Regions from separate parts of the Homo sapiens genome. Here region 2 is linked to region 1. Evidence: read pairs that join two places in POLR2A ChIA-PET (ENCODE). Cell type or tissue: HCT116. All regions are shown on one strand.

Evidence for each region. ChIA-PET counts read pairs that join two places held together with the same protein. Peaks named below come from ENCODE experiments on the same cell type or tissue, not always from the same donor. Only the 100,000 strongest peaks of a DNase experiment are listed, where the experiment ranks them.
Region 2: POLR2A ChIA-PET joins it to region 1 with 9 read pairs; 1 of 35 experiments calls an interaction of 5 or more read pairs at or near these places.

The regions. Positions count from the first base shown.
Region 1 is chr9:128,033,442-128,037,441 of GRCh38, forward strand. No RefSeq gene overlaps it. Among named protein-coding and RNA genes, the nearest start is that of NAIF1, 32 kb to the right of the region's middle. RefSeq lists an enhancer at 1,696-1,795. In HCT116, a CTCF peak has its summit at 1,928 (motif pointing left); a DNase peak (open chromatin) is centred at 1,900.
Region 2 is chr9:128,327,274-128,331,273 of GRCh38, forward strand. The region is part of intron 4 of COQ4 (coenzyme Q4); the gene reads left to right. Among named protein-coding and RNA genes, the nearest start is that of COQ4, 6.4 kb to the left of the region's middle. In HCT116, no CTCF peak of the experiment used is centred here; a DNase peak (open chromatin) is centred at 1,868; H3K27ac peaks cover 2,072 bases.

The DNA of each region.
Region 1 (4,000 bases):
CAAGCGATTCTCCTGCCTCAGCCCCCGAGTAGCTGGATTACAGGTTTGCACCACCACACCTGCCTAATTTTTGTATTTTTAGTAGAGACGAGGTTTCACCATGTTGGCCAGGCTGATCTCAAACTCCTGACCTTAGGTGATTCGCCTGCTCCTAAAGTGCTGGGATTACAGGCATGAGCCACCACGCCCAGCCATTGAACATCTTTTTATGTGTTTATTGGCTATTCATATATCTTCTTTTGTGAAGAAGCTGTTCAAATATTTTACCCATTTTATTTATTTATTTATTTACCTATTCTAAGACAAGGTCTCACTCTGTCACCCAGGGTGGAGTGCAGTGGCATGATGACAGCTCACCACAGCCTCGACTTCCTGGGCAATTCTCCTGCCTTATCCTCCAGAGTAACTAGGACTACAGGGGTGCCACCACACCTGGCTAGTTTTTGTTTGCTTGTTTGTAGAGAGGGTCTTGCTTTGTTGCTTAAGCTGGTCTCAAATTCCTGGGCTCAAGTGATCCTCCCACCTCCGCCTTCCAAAGTGCTGGGATTACAGGCATGCGCTACCACACTTAGCCTGGCTTTAAAAAATCGTGGCCACAGCTGGGCACGGTGGCTCACGCCTGTAATCCTCGCACTTTGGGAGGCCAAGGCGGGCGGATCTCTTGAGGTCAGGCATTTGAAATCAGCCTGGCCAACGTGGTGAAACCCTGTCCCTACTAAAAATAAAAATAAAATAAAATTTAAAAAATTAGCCAGGCGTTGTGGCAGGCACCTGTAATCTCAGCTACTTGGGAGGCTGAGGCAGGAGAATTGCTTGAACCCGGGAGGCAGAGGTTGCAGTAAGCCGAGATTTCGCCACTGGACTCCAGCCTGGGTGACAGAGTGAGACTCTCTCAAAAAAATAAATAAATAAAAAATAAAAAAATCTTGGCTGGGCATGGTGGCTCATGCCTGTAATCCCAGCACTTTGGGAGGCTGAGGCAGGAGGATTACTTGAGGTCAGGAGTTTGAGACCAGCCTAGCCAACACTGTGAAACCTCATCTCTACTGAAAATACAAAAATTAGCCAGGCATGGTGGCAGGTACCTATAATCTCAGCTACTTGGGAGGCTGAGGCAGGAGAATCGCTGGAACCCGGGAAGTTGTGGTGAGCTGAGATCGCGCCACTGCACTCCAGCCTGGGTGATAAATAAATAAATAAATAAATATATTTTTCATGGTTTTAGTAGGAAGATAAATTAGGCATGTATGATTGCCCCCTCATCTTAACAAGGAATTTCTCTCAGCTCATTTTCTTCAGGGGAGAATTCTCTCCCACCCTGCCTTGCACCTGCTTCTGACCCAAGGACATGGCAGAAGGAGCTAGGAGTTCCAGCTTTCACTCCTGGCTCCAACCCCTCAGTTGTATAGCCTTTGGAAAGTCACTTAATCCTTTTGGGCCTCAGTTTCCCCATCTAGGGAATAAGGGAATGTCATGATCTCAGAGGAGGTGGCACAGTCTGATAGGGAGAGGGCTGTCCCAGGGCTCCCAGCTGCCTCTTGGGCAGGGCAGGTCTAGGCTGTCTGGCCCCCTCAGAGCCTTGACTGTCAGGGCCCAGGCTGAGCAGGCTCCCATGACCCCACTGCGTGGCAGGGAGATTAAGGCCAAGAAAGGGAGGGGGCCAGAATCGCACAGCTTGCCCAGGCAGAATGGGCCCCTGCCTTCTGTTCCTGAGCTTTCTCCCTGCACCAGAGCCATCTCCGGGCTAGACAGGCTGGTAGAACCAGCCACGTCCTCTCCCTGGGGTGGAGGAAGAGCCTGCTCCGCACAGGGCCAGAACTTTCCAGCCATCTCCCTCCAGCCTCACCAGTCCCCACCCAGAGCCTGAAACTCAGGGCTGTCTGTGCCCAGGGCTGCACCTGACTTTGGTTATCTAGCACCACCTACAGGATATATTGAGAACAACATGCCACATGGCTTCAAGCCCCAGATTCCAGAAACTGCTGACTGGGAAGACGCCCATTCATGGATCGCACCTGGTATGCCCGGGCCAGAGCTCTGTGCCCTGCATGAGCCTCTGCCCTGATCTGCACCACAGGCCCTTAAGGCAGGAACTACATTATAGTATTGAATCAATATAACACCCTTTCATAAGGGATACAAATGTAGTTGTTAGATAAAAGGTATAACTTCTGTTGTTCACAGCAGAGTAGAGTGACTACAGATAACAATGTATTGTATATTTCAAAGTAGCTAGAAGAGAGGACATAAATTGTTCCCAACACATAGAAATGATAAATACTCAAGGTGATGGATACCCCAAATACCCTGACCTGGTCATTACATACACTACACTTAAAACAAAAGATCACACATACCCCATAAATATGTAAAATATTATGTATCAATTTAAAATACCTTTTTAGGCTGGGCGCGGTGGTTCACACCTGTAATCTCGGCACTTTGGGAGGCTGAGGCAGGCAGATCACTTAAGGTCAGGAGTTCAAGATCAGCCTGGCCAACCTGGTGAAACCCCATCTCTACTAAAAATATAAAATTAGCTGTGTGTGCTGGTGGGGCAGGGGAGGGGGGACAGGCAGCTATTTGGTTTCTTTCTCTTTCTTTTTTTTTTTTGAGACGGGGTCTTGCTCTGTTGCCCAGGCTGGAGTGCAATGGCGCCATCTCGGCTCACTGCAAGCTCCACCTCCTGGGTTCACGCCATTCTCCTGCCTCAGCCTCCTGAGTAGCTGGTACTACAGGCGACCACCACCACGCCCGACTAATTTTTTATATTTTTAGTAGAGACGAGGTTTCACCGTGTTGGCCAGGATGGTCTCGATCTCCTGATCTCATGATCCACCCGGCTCAGCCTCCCAAAGTGCTGGGATTACAGGCGTGAGCCACCGCACCCAGCCAATCCCAGCTACTTGGGAGGCTGAGGCAGGAGAATGGCTTGAACCCAGGAGGCAGAGGTTGCCGTGAGCCAAGATCATGCCATTGCACTGCAGCCTGGGCAACAAGAGCAAAACTCTGTCTCAAAAAAAAAAAAAAACAAAAAACCGTCAGGGCACAGTGGCTCACGCCTGTAATCCCAGCACTTTGGGAGGCTGAGATGGGTGGATCACCTGAGCTCAGGAGATTGAGAACAGCCTGGCCAACATGGTGAAACTCTGTCTCTACTAAAAATACAAAAATTAGCCAGGCATGGTGGCAGGTGCCTATAATTCCAGCTACTCTGGGGGCTGATGCAGGAGAATCGCTTGAACCCAAGAGGCAAAGGTTGCAGTGAGCCAAGATTGCGCCATTGCACTCCAGCCTGGGTGACAAGAGCAAAACTCCGTCTCAAAAAAAACATAAAATAAAAATAAAAAAACTTTTTAGACACAGGGTCTTGCATTGTCTCCCAGTCTGGAGTTCAGTGGCACAATCTTGGCTCACTGCAGCCTCAGACTCTTGGGCTCAAAGGCTCCTCCCACCTCAGCCTCCTGAGTAGCTGGGACTACAGGCATGCACCACCACACCTGACTAATTTTTTTATTTTTATTTTTTATTTTTATTTTTAGATTGAGTCTTGCTCTGTTGCCCAGGCTGGAGTGCAGTGGCATGATCTTGGCACACTGCAACCTCTGTCTCCTGGGTTCAAGCAATTCTCTGCCTCAGCCTCCTGAGTAGCTGGGATTACAGGTGCCCACCATCACGCCCAGCTAATTTTGGTACTTTTAGTAAAGATGGGTTTCACCATCTTGGCCAGGCTGGTCTCGATCTCCTGACCTCGTGATCCACCTGCCTCGGCCTCCCAAAGTGCTGGGATTACAGGCATGAGCCACCATGCCCGGCCTAATTATTGTATTTTTTGTAGAGATAGAGTCTTGTTATGTTGCCCAGGATGGTCTCAAACTCCTGACCTCAAGCAATCCTTCCCCATCAGCCTCCCAAAGTGCTGGGATTACAGGTTTGAGCCACCATGCTCGGCCAAAAAATATTTTTAAAAAACAAACACAGGCCAGGTGCAGTGGCTCAC
Region 2 (4,000 bases), 290 kb after region 1:
CTCTACTAAAAATACAAAAATTAGCTAGGTGTGATGGTGTGCGCCTGTAATCCCAGCTACTCGGGAGGCTGAGGCAGGAGAATTGATTGAACCCGGGAGGCACAGGTTGCAGTGAGCTGAGATCACACCACTGCACTCCAGCCTGGGCGACAGAGTGAGACTCTGTCTCCAACAAAACAAAACAAAAAAATTCATATAAAAATACAGGTAAAATGTTTCAAGTAATTAGAATATTCTGGCACTGGTCCATGCGTGTTGGCTCATGCCTGTAATCCTAATACTTTGGGGGGCTGAAGTGGGCGGATCACTTGAGCCCAGGAGTTTGAGACCAGCCTGGACAACATGGTGAAACCCTGTCTCTGCAAAAAATGCAAAAATTAGCCAAGTGTGGTGGTGTATACCCATAGTCCCAGCTACCTGGGAGGGAGTTTGAGGTAGGAGGATCAGTTGAGCCCAGGAGGTCGAGGGCGGTGAGCCGTAATCACACCACTACACTCCAGCTTGGACAACAGAGCAAGACTCTGTCTCAAAAATAAAAAAAAGTATACCAGCACTATTGTCAGCAGTTGGGATACAGTGGACAAAACCAGCAAAAAGCCTGCCTTTGTGGAACTTACATTCTAGCAGCTATGAAGAGAACAAGTTAGTGTGATAGAAGACAGCTTTGGTATTGGGAAGGGTACAGCCACTTCTGACTGGGTGGTCAGGGCCGGCTCCTCTGAGGAGACTTGGAAGGTAAGGAGGAGCCAACCCTGTGGAGAGCTGAGGAGGAGCATTCTGAGTAGAGGGAATGGCAAGGGCAAAGGCCCCTTGTGTTTAGGAAAAGGAAGGTTGACCAGTGTGGCCGCAGAGGAGGGAGTAGCAGGGAGACAGTGAGTGGGCTGGAAGGGGAGCCAGGGCTGCGCCCTGTAGGCCACCAGAAGGAGGAGTCTGTATTTTGTAATAGGAGCAGTAGGAAACTTGTGGAAGGTTTTGAGCAGGACAGTAAAGTGACCTGATTTGTAAAGGACCTTAGGATCCAGTTGGCCCATCTTCCCTGTCCCTGTCCCATCTTCCCTCCCTCCTGCAACACAGATACATCCCATCAAGGCACCCCTGCCAAATGGCGAGCCAGTCTGGCTGATGGAGGTGAGGGGTCTCCAAAGGTTGCCCTAGAACAGTTTCTCAAGCCGGGCATGTTAATGTTTAGGCTGGATCACTCTTTGTTGTGGGGGCGGTCCTGAGCCTGGTAGGATGTTTAGTGGCATCCCTGGCTTCTACCCACTGGATGCCAGGAGCACCCCCCCGTCAAGTTGTGACAACCACAGATGTCTCCAGAGATTACAGATGTTCCCTGGTGGGCAGTTGAGAACCACTGCTCTGAATGGTTATTGTCCCCGAGACGATGTTCTGTTCCTCACAGTCTCCTGCACAGCTACCTTGACGGGGCGATCACCTGCACTATTTTAAACCATCTCTCTCAGATTTCACCAGGATGCAAGTCATTTCATCAGTGGGAAACTCACCAGGGTGACCTGCCTCAAGTGCTACACAGGGAGGGACAGTCTGAATTTCCCCCAGTCTTTAGCCCTGTCGCTGTGGAGGGGAGGGGGTAGCAGGGACAGGACTGCTAGGACACCTTGCTCAGCCACAGCCCCACTTGTAACCGCGCTGGCGATTGTGACACTTGTAGAGCAAGGAAATCAGCAGCTCATGGAATGTGAAGGAGCACCTTTGTCCCCAGAGAGATTTAGATAAAGGTTCAAGGTGAGGCTACCCTCCCCTCCCTGAGGCTGATTTTGGTGAGAGGTGTGGTCATCTTGTAGTATCAAGACTACAGGCATGGGCTTGAGAATTAGGAGGAGCCTGAGTGAGAATCCTGGCTCTCTTCCCAGCTTTACAAGCCTGGACAAATCCTTTGACCTCGCTGAGTCTCAGGTTCCTCATCAGAAGTAAGAGGACCTCCCATATATCTTCCAGGGCACTTATCGGCCTTGGTAATGGATATTAAGGCCACTGGCTTTGGAATCCAGCAGACTTTGTTTCAAATGCTGACTCGGCCACTTTACTAGCTGTGTGATCTTGGGCAAATTACTTTATCTCTCTGAGCCTTGTTTTCCTTATTTTTATTTATTTATTTATTTTTTTGAGTCTCGCTCTGTCACCCAGGCTGGAGGGCAGTGGCACAATCTTGGCTCACTGCAACCTCCACCTCCTGGCAATTCTCCTGCCTCAGCCTCCTGAGTAGCTGGGACTACAGGCGCACGCCACCAGGCCTGGCTATTTTTTGTATTTTTAGTATAGGCGGGATTTCATCATATTGGCCAGGCTGGTCTCAAACTCCTGACCTCAAGTGATCCGCTGGCCTTGGCCTCCCAAAGTGTTGGGATTACAGGCATGAGCCACCACGCCCGGCCCTTGTTTTCCTTATCTATATCTGCAGTAATAACAGTATTTACCTCCAAGATTGCAAGGATGAAAGGATAATATATGTAAAAGACACCCTAGGTGCCGGCACCTGGTGGATACTCTATGATCACCTTCAGCTTCACACAGCAGGCTAAGGCCATTCTTTGGGAACAGGAAGACCAGGCTGTTCCCACTGTGTATGGGTGCTGCTGAGTACTCAGAGGCAGTGGGCAGTTAAGAGGAGAAGAGTTCTGGGATCAGAAAAGTGCCCAGGACTGGCCTTTTATTCATATGTTCAAGAGGTGTTCATTCATCCAGGCCCTGGATCAGGCTACTGGAGGTAAAAGAATAAGTGAAACAGAGCCAGTCCTGCCCTTGTGTAGCAGACAGGCTGTCTGGATACTGTCCATAAAAATAAAATGTGATCGGCTGGGCACGGTGGCTCACAACTGTAATCCCAGCTCTCTGGGAGGCCCAGGCGGGTGGATCACGAAGTCAGGAGTTTGAGACCAGCCTGACCAACATGGTGAAACCCTGTCTCTACTAAAAAAAAAAAAAAAAATTAGCCGGGTGTAGTGGCACGTGCCTGTAATCCTAGCTACTCAGGAAGCTGAGGCAGAAGAATTGCTTGAATCCGGGAGGAGGAGATTGCAGTAAGCCGAGATTGCACCACGGCACTCCAACCTGGGCGACAGAGTGAGACTCCATCTCAAAAAATAAAAATAAAAATAAATAAATAAAATGTGAGCACGTAGGTAATTTTTAATTTTCTGCCAGCTACTTTAATAGCAAAAAGAAATTAATTTTTTTGCTATTAAAATTAAGGTGGAATTTTTTTGTTTGTTTTTTTGAGATAGAGTCTCACTCTGTTGCCCAGGCTGGAGTGCAATGGTGCCATCTCAGCTCACTGCAACCTCTGCCTTCTGGGATCAAGCAATTCTCTTGTCTCAGCCTCCCAAGTAGCTGGGATTACAGGCACCCGCCACCATGCCTGGCTAATTTTTGACCATATTGGTCAGGCTGGCCTTGAGCTCCTCAGGTGATCCGCCCGCCTCGGCCTCCCAAAGTGCTGGGATTGTAACCATGAGTCACCGTGCCTGGCTAGAATTGATTTTAAATATGCATCTTGTTTAGCCCAATATATCCAAAGTATTATTTCAACAAGTAATCAATTTTCTTTTTTTTTTTTTTTTTGAGACGAAGTCTCACTCTGTAGCCCAGGCTGGAGTGCAGTGGCGCGATCTCGGCTCGCTGCAAGCTCCGCCTCCCGGGCTTACGCCATTCTCCTGCCTCAGCCTCCCGAGTAGCTGGGACTACAGGCGCCCGCCGCCACGCCCGGAGAATTTTTTGTATTTTTAGTAGAGACGGAGTTTCACCGTGTTAGCCAGGATGGTCTTGATCTCCTGACCTCATGATCCACCTGCCTCAGCCTCCCAAAGTGCTAGGATTACAGGCGTGAGCCACCGCGCCCGGCCAGTATTTTTAAATCATTGAGAGTTTTACATTTTTTTCATACTAAGCATTTGAAGTCTCGTGTGTATTTTATATGATCAGCACATCTCGCTTGGACAACTTTCTTGGCCACATGTGGCAAGCGGCTGCCATACTGGAC